Linked DNA regions of Mus musculus: region 2 is linked to region 1. A link is a loop called in an ENCODE intact Hi-C map of the cell type or tissue named here. Cell type or tissue: heart. All regions are shown on one strand.

Region 1 (5,000 bases):
TGCCATTTGGCTGAACTCCCAGGCTATGTCCCTGTGTCAGTGCTAGGGAAGTCCTGGGCCCAGCACCCTCCCCTGAATGTCTCCTCTTCCCTCCCACCTTCTCCCCTTACCTCTCTTCTGCCTTGAACTGTGTTTTCCTTCCATTATGGGGCACGTCGTCCATAAAATGGGCATTAATGTAGAAAGGACATGATTTGTGTCAATTTAAAGAATAATAAAAAAATACCAGATGGTGGTGATATATACACACACCTTTAATCCAAGCACTTAGGAGGTAGAAGTGGGAGAATCAGAGTTCAAGGCCAGCTTGGTCTACTGAGCAGGTTCCACAACAGCTGGGGCTACACAGAGAAACCCTGTCTCAAAAATCCAAATAATAATAATAATAATAATAATAACAACAACAACAACACCAATGTGTATCCCCACTCTGCCTAGCCTGGTCACCAGACATAACAAATTGAAAACCCTATATTCTTCCTGTGAAGGCTCTGTTTTGTGAACAGCCACACACAGGTTCATCTCATAGCTCTACCATTCTCTGACGGGGCCTCAGGATGGGTTCTGGGTCCCAGGAGGCCTGTCAAGGTTCCAGCTTTGCCCTTCTACATCCTGTATATTAGAGACTTCAGGGTCATTACTGTCCAGGCCATCAGCCCTTCCCTGAGCCTAGGCTATAGGAGGAGTCACTGTCTGGCAAGACCCTAGACTCCTGAGGCTACACAAGTGTGAAGTGTCACAGATACTAGTATCCAGATGAGAACTTCTGAACCCACCTAAAGGGTGATAAGGATGAAGATGGATTGTAGGGTGCAGATGCAGTTCAGCATGGCAGAATGAGGTTGAGCAGGGCAGGCTCTGTATGGTACTGGGCATAGGCAGTGAGGCCCATCCTGGGGGTGGCTGAAGTATTACAGAAAGTGGGAATAACCATGGTGTGTGTGTGTGAGGTGGTTGGGTAGGCCTTGCCCAGTAGAGTCATGGAGCCTCAGAATAAGCATTCTGCAAACGGTGGAAATAGCCAACTATCTTTAATGTGGTCTGAGATCACACTAATGGGACTTTAGGGATGGCCATGACCATGTGCTCTGTGCTTGGGCCACCTTTGTAGACCTCTCCCAGGGATCACTGATAGTTACTACATCTGCCTGGGCTCACTCATTCTAGGCCACAACTGACTTGGGTCATTCTGGCCTATCTAGCCTCAGCTGCCTCACGAAAGTTTCTGAGGTTGGCTTGGAAGTCCCTGGAAAGAGCCTGCTCCCCATTGTAAGGACAGAAAAAGACCCTCATCTGGTCTTCTCTTAGGGTGAGGAATGCCCTGCTGCTGGGAAGTCTCCCCACCAAGATGGTGGCTGAGACACAGGCAGGCCCCCATCTGCCTGCCAGTGGGCCGATCCCACAGAAGATTCTGTGTCCTCTGGCCTCTCTCATCTGACACTTTCCTTGGCCACACGCCCAGCTTGTGCTCTGCCAGAGTCCACGAGGCCTTCACCTGGGAGACTTCCGTGGGGGATCTTTCTGACAAGCTGAGTTGTCTCTCAAAATAAACTGCTTTGAAATGATCTGGACAATCCCCCTGGAAAGTTGGAGAGTGTTACCGAGAACGACTCCCACCCCCACCGCATACTGTTGGAGAGTGAGCTGCTGCCTAGCACCCTTCACCCAGAGTACATCCCTGTCTGTCGTTTCCCATGAAGCAGGGGGTTTCTCTTGTACTCAGAATCAAAAATACCATCAGCATGCTACCGCCATTCCTCAGGACCCTTGGATTCTTGGTGTCCCAAGCGTTAGGGGCTCCGTGGCTCTTCAGTCCTCTGTCTTCTGTGGCCTGACCCTTGGGAAGAGCTCAGACTCCCCTTTGGGGTAGGCAGTGCATCCTTAGGAATCTCACAGAAGGGGCCGCTTTGTCACCGTAGCCTGCCTGGGGCGATATGTTTCTGTCCGTTCCATTGTGTAGAATACTTGCTCTGAGACAACACAGCACAGTTATATTGAGATGTCCAAAGCCTCACAGGAGATTACCCTGACCATCACACTCAGAGTGCTCCTGCCTGTGCAGGCTTCAAGTTGGGGGAAAGGCCTCTCATGAGGTACAGTCAGGTGTCAGCCAGGGCTGGTGGCCCATGTAACAGAGGACCCAAGTTCCCTGCTGATGGGTCTCTGGGAGAATAGCTCATAATGTGGTCTCACCCAGTGCAGTAATGCCCGAGAGAAATGGGGTGTGTGTCAGCAGGAGTTTGGGGGTGGGGGATAAGGAGACTCAGATGCACAGAGACAGGAAAGGAGATAGGGTGAGACTCTTCACACCTCCCAACCTGATTCCAGTGGAATACCCTGTCCCTCTTGTCCTCACGTGTGGCCTGTATCTCTGTGTTGCCACTTATTCTGGTGTTCTGATGCTCAGATGTCCTGGATTTGCCCTAGTACTGGCTCACATGTCATTGTGCACGTCCCTGTCTTTCCCTGAGCTTGCCCAGGCAATTCTGGCTTATCTTCCTTGTTCTCCTGCCCAGCCCTGAGACATTGAGCCAGTGGCAATTCTGGTTTCCTGTGGTCTCTCAGGATTGTGGACGTCGTTTCAGGACCCTTAGGTTAGGCACAGCTCATGGAGACAAGTTATCTGCACATTCACGTACAAGTGCCATCTGTGTGCCTCTGGGTTCACGACTATTTTACTGATAGCGGTACCATGGGTCCATTCCACACTCAAGGCCAGCCTGGTCTACCTAGTGAGTTCCATGCCAGCTAGGGACACACAGTGAAATCTGGCCTTTCAAAAAAAAAAAAAAAAAAAAAAACAACTCATTTTCTTTCTTTAAAAAAAAAAAGATTAATGTTTAGACTATGTGTATGGGGGCGGGGGGGGGGTGGGCTGGAGTGGGTAGTGATGATAATATCCATAGCTGTGCAGTGCCCAGGAGTCCAGAAGAGGGTGTCAGATCCCCTGGAGTTGGAATTACTGTGCTGGGGACAGAACTCTTGTCTTCTTAACCACTGAGCTGTTTCTCCAGCATCCCCACTCATTCTCCCTAGAACTGTGGTCTTCATGAAGGGAAGGGGCTTAATCCCAGCTTTTCATGAGTCCCAGTCAGCTCCTGCGATCCAACCATTGTAGGGGTCTCTGTGTCAGGAAGTGGCTTTGCCACAGACATTCCCAGCTTGCCCTGTTTTCCCTGGAGATCCTGACATGCTCTGCTGATAAAAGGAGTTTAGGATTTTTGTCAGGCCCACATGTTCCTCGTACCGCTTTCCAATGACCAAATGGACCTCCTCCTCCCTGGATGGTCGAGGTTTACAAGATCACTGAATACTTGTTGCGTGTGAGCTGCCATCCCACACACTGGAGCCTATAAACTTCAAAGAGTGTTGAAGATCCTGAGGTGTCTAAGGAGACCCAAGGACTGTGGTAGGGGTGGTCCTGAGCACTAGGGTGTGTATGATTGTGTAAGTGATGCATGCTGGATGGCTGATCCCCAACACACTTGACCACGTGTCTGCCTTTGCAGATCGATTCTGGATTTTTCCATGAGAGTGATGTGAAGATTGTGGCCAAGTCCATCCGTGACCGGGTGGCACTGATTCAGTGGCGGCGTGAGAGGATCTGGCCTGCACTGCAGTCTCAGGAGCCAAAGGACTCTGGCAGCCCTGACAAGGCCAGGGGTCTGCCAGCACCCCTGCAGGTCCAGGTGACCTACCACGCACAGAGTGGGCAGCCTGGGCAGCCAGAACCTGAGGAGCCTGAGGCCGACCAGCATCTCCTGCCCCCTACCTTGCCAGCTAGCGTTACCTCCTTAGCCTGTGAGTATATGGAGTGTAGGGTCACCACAGTCAGCTATGTCCTTTCTCCCATCCCTACCAGCATAACCAGTTTTAGGGCAAAGCAAAACAAAGTCCTCAACTTTTATTATGATACTCTGTGAAAATGGCAGATACCCAGTGAGCTCCTGCCTGTCCTCAAGTGGCTGGGTTGTTGCTTCCAGCAGTAAGTGGTCCCCTGGAGCTTTGGTGAAGCTTTGGTCTCCCATTCCAGGCTCACTTCCTGCTAGCCGCCTTGTGCCAGGGCACATGGTGATCTCTTAAGAGAGCATGTCCTGGGGTTATAAGGCTAACAGATGTCCCCCAGGTGCTAGGACACGTGGGTCCCGATTCCTTGGCCAGTCCAGGCTTGTTCCTACTGCCTGCCCTGCAGGGTATGGGCGATTGTTTCAGAAAAAGGATTGGGCTTTCCCTACATCCCCCAGTGACTTTGTGAGCAGAGGGCCAAGGATTGCTGAGTCTGACTTCCCAGGTCAGATGTCCTTGACCTAGTAGGGTCTGAAGGAACCACTTCCACCTGCGAATCTGTGGACTGGCAGTTGGTTCTTTATTCTCTCTTAGAGGAACAGTCCTGGCCTCATGGAGGGATAGATACAAAGGCCAAGGGAAGTACCATTACCAGTCTCTGGGTGAGGGGGATGACTGCAGCGGACCACATGGTGGCTGGTTGGCTTGGAGTGTTTACCACCGAGATCATTCACCTCCGCTCTAGCTCTCAGGAGAAACCCCTGAGAGCATTTGTCCACTTTCAAGGGGTTGTCTCTCCAGAGGTGCATTGGATACAGGCTTCCTCAGAGACCATCCTGAGAGGATCCAGTAAGTCTCAGGACAGGCAGCCAGTGTCCTTTTTGCCTCCTGTGTCTGAAACCTCAGCAGTGAGCTGAGGCAGGAGACATAGCTTTGCCCACTCTGTGAACCAGCCTGGAACAGAGCAGCAGAGCTCAGTGACCTGCCCAGACCAACATTTGAGGCTATCCATGTGGAAAGGCTGAGGCCCTGTGTATTTAATATTCAGCCCCCTTTGCTGGGGACTCAAATAGCGTCCAAGAGTGCAAATGAGCGGTCCTCACTTTGAAGTCCTTTGCCCACTGTTTATTTCACCCCACGCTGAGCTCCGCACACTGTGCTTCAGAGAGATCCAGCTTGGGACCTAGAAACAATGTCCCGATTGTGGTCAGATG
Region 2 (5,000 bases), 59 kb before region 1:
GCGCGCCGCGCCGCCGCAGCCCCCTCCCCGCGCGCCCCGGGCCCGCGTCCTTTGTGGAGCCTGCTCCTGTCCGGTGCTTCCCTTTACCCCGGCCTCCCTGTCCCTTCCCCACCCGCTCGCGGGATAGCCTAGCGGGGTCGCTCCAGTACTGGCCTTGACCCCTTTCTCCAGCCTCCCGAGCCCTTCTGTAGCTCCTTTGAGCCCTCAGGGACACCTAGCAGGTCGTCCCTCCTGGAGTCCCTGGGACAGCTAGAGACAGGCCGTGTTCCCGGCTCGGAGCTGAGTGAAGCAGGGCATCCCCTTGCAATCCTCGCCTCGGGGTCCGGTCTGCAGCCCTCTCCCCGGAGCCCGCAGAGGACCGCCCGGCAGGTCACTTCTGCGGTGGGGCTGGGCAGGGCGCGGGCCCAGAGGCGGCGCTGTCTCATCCCGCGGCCCAGGCAGGTGCGGCGGGGCTGGCGCTCACGCAGGGTCCGTGTGTCCTTGGCCCGCAGAGATGGACGGCGATGGCGGCCGCCGAGACGCCCCCGGCGCGCTGATGGAAGCCGGGCGCGGCACGGGGTCGGCGGGCATGGCGGAGCCGCGGGCGAGGGCGGCGCGGCTCGGGCCCCAGCGCTTCCTGCGGCGCAGCGTGGTGGAGTCGGACCAGGAGGAGCCGCCGGGCCTGGAGGCGGCCGAGACGCCGAGCGCGCAGCCCCCACAGCCTCTGCAGCGCAGGGTGCTTCTACTCTGCAAGACGCGCCGGCTCATCGCGGAGCGCGCCCGGGGCCGCCCCGCCGCGCCCGCGCCCGCCGCGCCCGCTGCGCCTCCCGGCTCCCCGAGTGTCCCCTCGGACCCTGGCCCGGAGCGAGCGGGCACGCAGGAGCCCAGCCCAGATCCCACCACCGCCTCAGCCGCAGCCGCGCAGGTCCCCGACGGCGGCCCGAGGCAGGAAGAGGCGCCGGCCCCAACACAGGAGGACGCTGGAACCACCGAGGCAAAGCCGGAGCCCGGGCGCGCACGCAAGGATGAACCTGAAGAGGAGGAAGACGATGAGGACGACCTCAAGGCCGTGGCCACCTCTTTGGACGGCCGCTTCCTCAAGTTCGACATCGAGCTGGGCCGGGGCTCCTTCAAGACGGTCTACAAGGGGCTGGACACGGAGACCTGGGTGGAGGTAGCATGGTGTGAACTGCAGGTGAGCGCCGCTGCCCCGCAGGTGGGCTGTCCGCAAATGCGTCCTTGGGTGTGTCCTTGCTCATATGAAGGGCTTTAGGCAGCCCTGGGGATGGTGGCTGGTATGTGTCACCCTCTGTGTGGGTGTCCTGCAGGATATGTGCCTCGTGTATGGCTAGCCTGTTGGTGCTGTTTCTGGACCTGTGCACACACAGGTTGAGGCTTGCCATCTTGGAGGTCAAGGCTGGGTATGTGCTGTGCCCATGGTGACATAGGCTCTGGAGTGGTCAGTGGAGGTTCGTTCTGTCAGCCCATGCTCCTTGTCCGTCCACAGAACCCACTTGTACTGGCTCAGTAGGGACTGGAGGGTAGTGAGAGAGAAGGCTGTCTTTAGGCCCTTTTCTAGGTGGCTTGGAAGCTCCCAGCTGTCCTCAAATTAGCATTTTTCCTGTACCCTGCAAGATGTATGTGTGATAACTGCAGATGCCTGCAAGGGTTTCCTCAGATTCAGGAATGATGATTGGTGGGTCTTTGGTGTTCTGCTGGCCAAGGCCAAGAAGCCCTGTCAGCAGCCTCCTGGTGTTCTAAGAGCCTGGTTTGTTCACACGTTAGCTGTGTGAGTGAAAATTATGGGGGAAAAAAAGGCCTGCCTTTTTTCTTTCTCTCTCTTTCCCTCTTCTCCACCCCCTTTCTTCCTTCCACCTTTCTCTTGTATCTCTCTCTTTTTTTTTCTTTCCTTTCTTTTCTGGAAGCAGAGGCTCAGCATGTATTTTTCATAACCTTGCCCTCACGTTAGCTGTGTCAGCCCTGGCCCTGAAGATTATATAAACCGCAACCCTAGCCGTCCTGGGGCCAGCCTTGGAAGAGGAGGCAGCTCCTGTCACAAGGGGTGTTTACAGGCCCTCCCTTACTGGGAGGGAGGGGCAGCTGTCAGGCAGGGGCCAGCTGGGAGAGTGCTGGCTGGAGGTGTAAGCCTACCCGCTGGCCCTTAAAGTTAGCTGGCCCTTCCAGGGCTGATGCATCCTGGGCAAACCTGGGTGAGCTGGGTGCCAGGGCTGCTGTCCGGTGCAGGATGCCTGCACTTTTGGCTGGGAAATGGGATGCAGGTGCTGTGTTCTCAGCACCTGCAGGGTGCTCTCTGCGTGCGTGTACAAGCTGGGCTCATTTCAGAGGTGACCTGTCATCAGTTCTGAGACAAAGAGCTTCAAAGGTCTTGTCTCCATACTGCCCTTTGGTGCTGAAATGGGAATACGGCTTCACATGCGAGGGTCAGTGGAGACTTTCAGCAGGAGTTGAGTTTCCTTCCTCCTTCGTGGTTCCTATGAGGATCACCCCTGACTTTTGCCTGGCATGTTTAGTGGAGTGCTTCTCAACCTCCCCAACACTGCAACCCTTTTGATACAGTTCCTTATGTTGTGGTGACCACTCCCCCCCCAACCAGAAAATTACTTCCATTGCTACTTCGTAACTGTAATTTTGCTACTGTTATAAACCACAATGTAAATATCTGTTTTCCAATAGTCTTAGGGAACCCCCAACTACCAAATTATTTTCATTGCTACTTTGTAACTGTAATTTTGCTACTGTTATGAATCATAAGTATCTGTGTTTCTCCATAGTCTTAGGTGACCCCTCTGGAAGGGTCTTGACCCACAGATTGAGAATCACTGTCCTAGACCTTGCAGAGAGAGAGTCTTGATTGTGCAGAATGGGTGGGGATGGGGAGGGGCAAATTCTGTGGCCCAGGGTCCTGAAGGGTGTATGCCCTGTGTCCCTGCTACCTGAAGAGGCACACAGGAGAGAGGATCAAGCAAGGGGATGTGAGTCTCGATTCTGGAGAATAGCATGATTCTTGGCTCCCCGCCTTCCTGCTCTTGCCAGATGGCCAGCGTGGCTCTCTGAGCACCTGCTGGTGCTGCTACTATGGAATGTCACTGAGGGTAGAGGACAGAGCAGCGGTGCTCCAGTAGGCTGGATGTGAGAGACTTCCACAGGCCAAGCCTGCCTATCTGGCGGAGGCATTGCAGAGTCCTGGGACTCTTGTTAATTCCTTCCCTTTAAGGCAAGGCAAGACAGCCTGCCCTTGTTGTGGGCGGGGCAGCAGAGGGTGGGGCCTGGACCCTGGCCAGGGGTCTTTGGATACTTGGCTCGAGGTAAAAATGGGGTAGCTTCTGGATTTTAGTGCTGTTCCTTGCTTGGGGGAGACTGAGAGCCCCCCAGTAGATGGGGAAAATGCCTTCACATCTTCTTCAGTGAGAGGTGCTGTTAATGCATGGCTTGGGCTGCAATGCATTGTATGGGGTTACCCTCCTTTATCTGGACCACCCTGGGGACAGCTCACATGACAGGGGTCTGGGCCTGCTTAGAGCCCCCTGGATGAGAGCCTCCAGATCACACACAAGTCATGTCAGTCCTGGAAACACTGATTAACTGTCTGATACTGTTCAGGAGATGGCTGGGTGTCACAGGATCTGGGAGATGGCAGAAGCCTGACTGGGGTGTGGGGCACAGGCTTGCTGTATAGAGCTCTGGGAGAACCCACCCAGAGGCCCCTGCGTGGTATCCTGGGTGGAGGAGATAGTTGGGCAGCAGGGATTCTACAGATACCCAGATCAGGGCATAGGCTAGGAGAGAGGAGCCAGAGTCTCTGCCCTGGGTCAGGGTAGGATCCCTATGCCTCCTGTGCTGAGGACCCCATCAGGGTATGGGCTATAGAGTTCTTGGCTCTGGACTCAGGAGGGAGTCTTGTTTATCCACCATGTACTGGGTTTTTCCTGAACCTCTGCAGTCTCCAGTGTTTCCAACTGCTGGGTAAGGCTCCTGAATCCCGGATGGCATGGTGAAGAGAGGGTCTGTCAGGACTTTGTTTTTCTCCTGGGGTGGTTAGCCTCCAAAGGGCTTTGGTCTGTTTACGCAGGTGCCCACTAAGTGGCCACTTTCATTTTTGCACCCTCAGTGGTGGTTCCAGTGTGGTCTCTACAGTGGCACACTGCTTGGAGTCTCTTTCCAGGGTTTTCTGCCAAGAGGCGGAATCAACACAGGCACAGGCCTGTTGAGTAGTTTAGAGGACACTGGGTTCCCTTTAGTGACTCTGTTTTGAAAGGGCCTGACAGGGAGAGCGAGCGGTGTGTACTTGTTCCACATCAAGGACAGGGAGATGGCCCACCTTCTCAACTGTAGCCGTGCCAAGCTGGAACTTGAATTGTCTTTTCTTTTACTCGGGGGTGGCGTGGGGAGGGTGGTATTTGAAAATATTTCCTCCTGCCCTGTCATTTATCCTTTGACTTTATCCCTGATAACAGAGTGCCTTATTTCTTTAAAAAAATATATATTATTTATTTAATGTACAAGTACACTGTAACTGTCTTCAGACACACCGGGAGAGGGCATCGGATCCCATTACAGATGGTTGTGAGCCACCATGTGGTTGCTGGGAATTGAACTCAGGACCTCTGGAAGAGCAGTCAGTGCTCTTAACCACTGAGCCGTCTCTCCAGCCCCAACAGAGTGCTTTATAACAGCAAAGCCCCCTAGAACCCGCCTGTTCTCATCGTTTCTCCCTGCTTTTGGGGGATTTAGGCTCCCAGGGTCTCTGTGCCTCCGCCTGCTACAGAAGTTCTGCTGCATGCTACTCTTGCAGGGCAGGGGCTTCTCCCTGGTGGGGCCCTGTGCCGAGTGTGAGTCCATATACCTTGGAGAGATACTCAGTCCTTGGTCCTTAGCTTGGAGACTGACTGGACCCAAGCAGAACAGTATGAGGCCTAAGCCTTGCTTGCTAGGGACAGAGGAGAGCTGGGATCAGGGTCCTCCAGTCACTAAGCGGGTCCTGCTGCTGCTGCTGCTGCTGT

What was found. Hi-C counts contacts between places; a loop is a spot of excess contacts. Peaks named below come from ENCODE experiments on the same cell type or tissue, not always from the same donor. Only the 100,000 strongest peaks of a DNase experiment are listed, where the experiment ranks them.
Region 2: it touches region 1 in a loop (3-fold over the local background); 7 of 42 quality-filtered maps call a loop at or near these places.

What each region holds. Positions count from the first base shown.
Region 1 is chr13:49,084,051-49,089,050 of GRCm38, reverse strand. Wnk2 (WNK lysine deficient protein kinase 2) reads left to right here. Exons shown (of 30, transcript NM_001290313.1): 8 at 3,510-3,801. Among named protein-coding and RNA genes, the nearest start is that of Wnk2, 62 kb to the left of the region's middle. In heart, no CTCF peak of the experiment used is centred here; DNase peaks (open chromatin) are centred at 1,390 and 2,430; H3K27ac peaks cover 366 bases.
Region 2 is chr13:49,142,726-49,147,725 of GRCm38, reverse strand. Wnk2 (WNK lysine deficient protein kinase 2) reads left to right here. Exons shown (of 30, transcript NM_001290313.1): 2 at 492-1,174. The coding sequence starts at 494. Among named protein-coding and RNA genes, the nearest start is that of Wnk2, 3.1 kb to the left of the region's middle. In heart, a CTCF peak has its summit at 370; DNase peaks (open chromatin) are centred at 65, 2,075, 3,115 and 4,215; H3K4me3 peaks cover 1,479 bases; H3K27ac peaks cover 1,196 bases; H3K27me3 peaks cover 4,249 bases.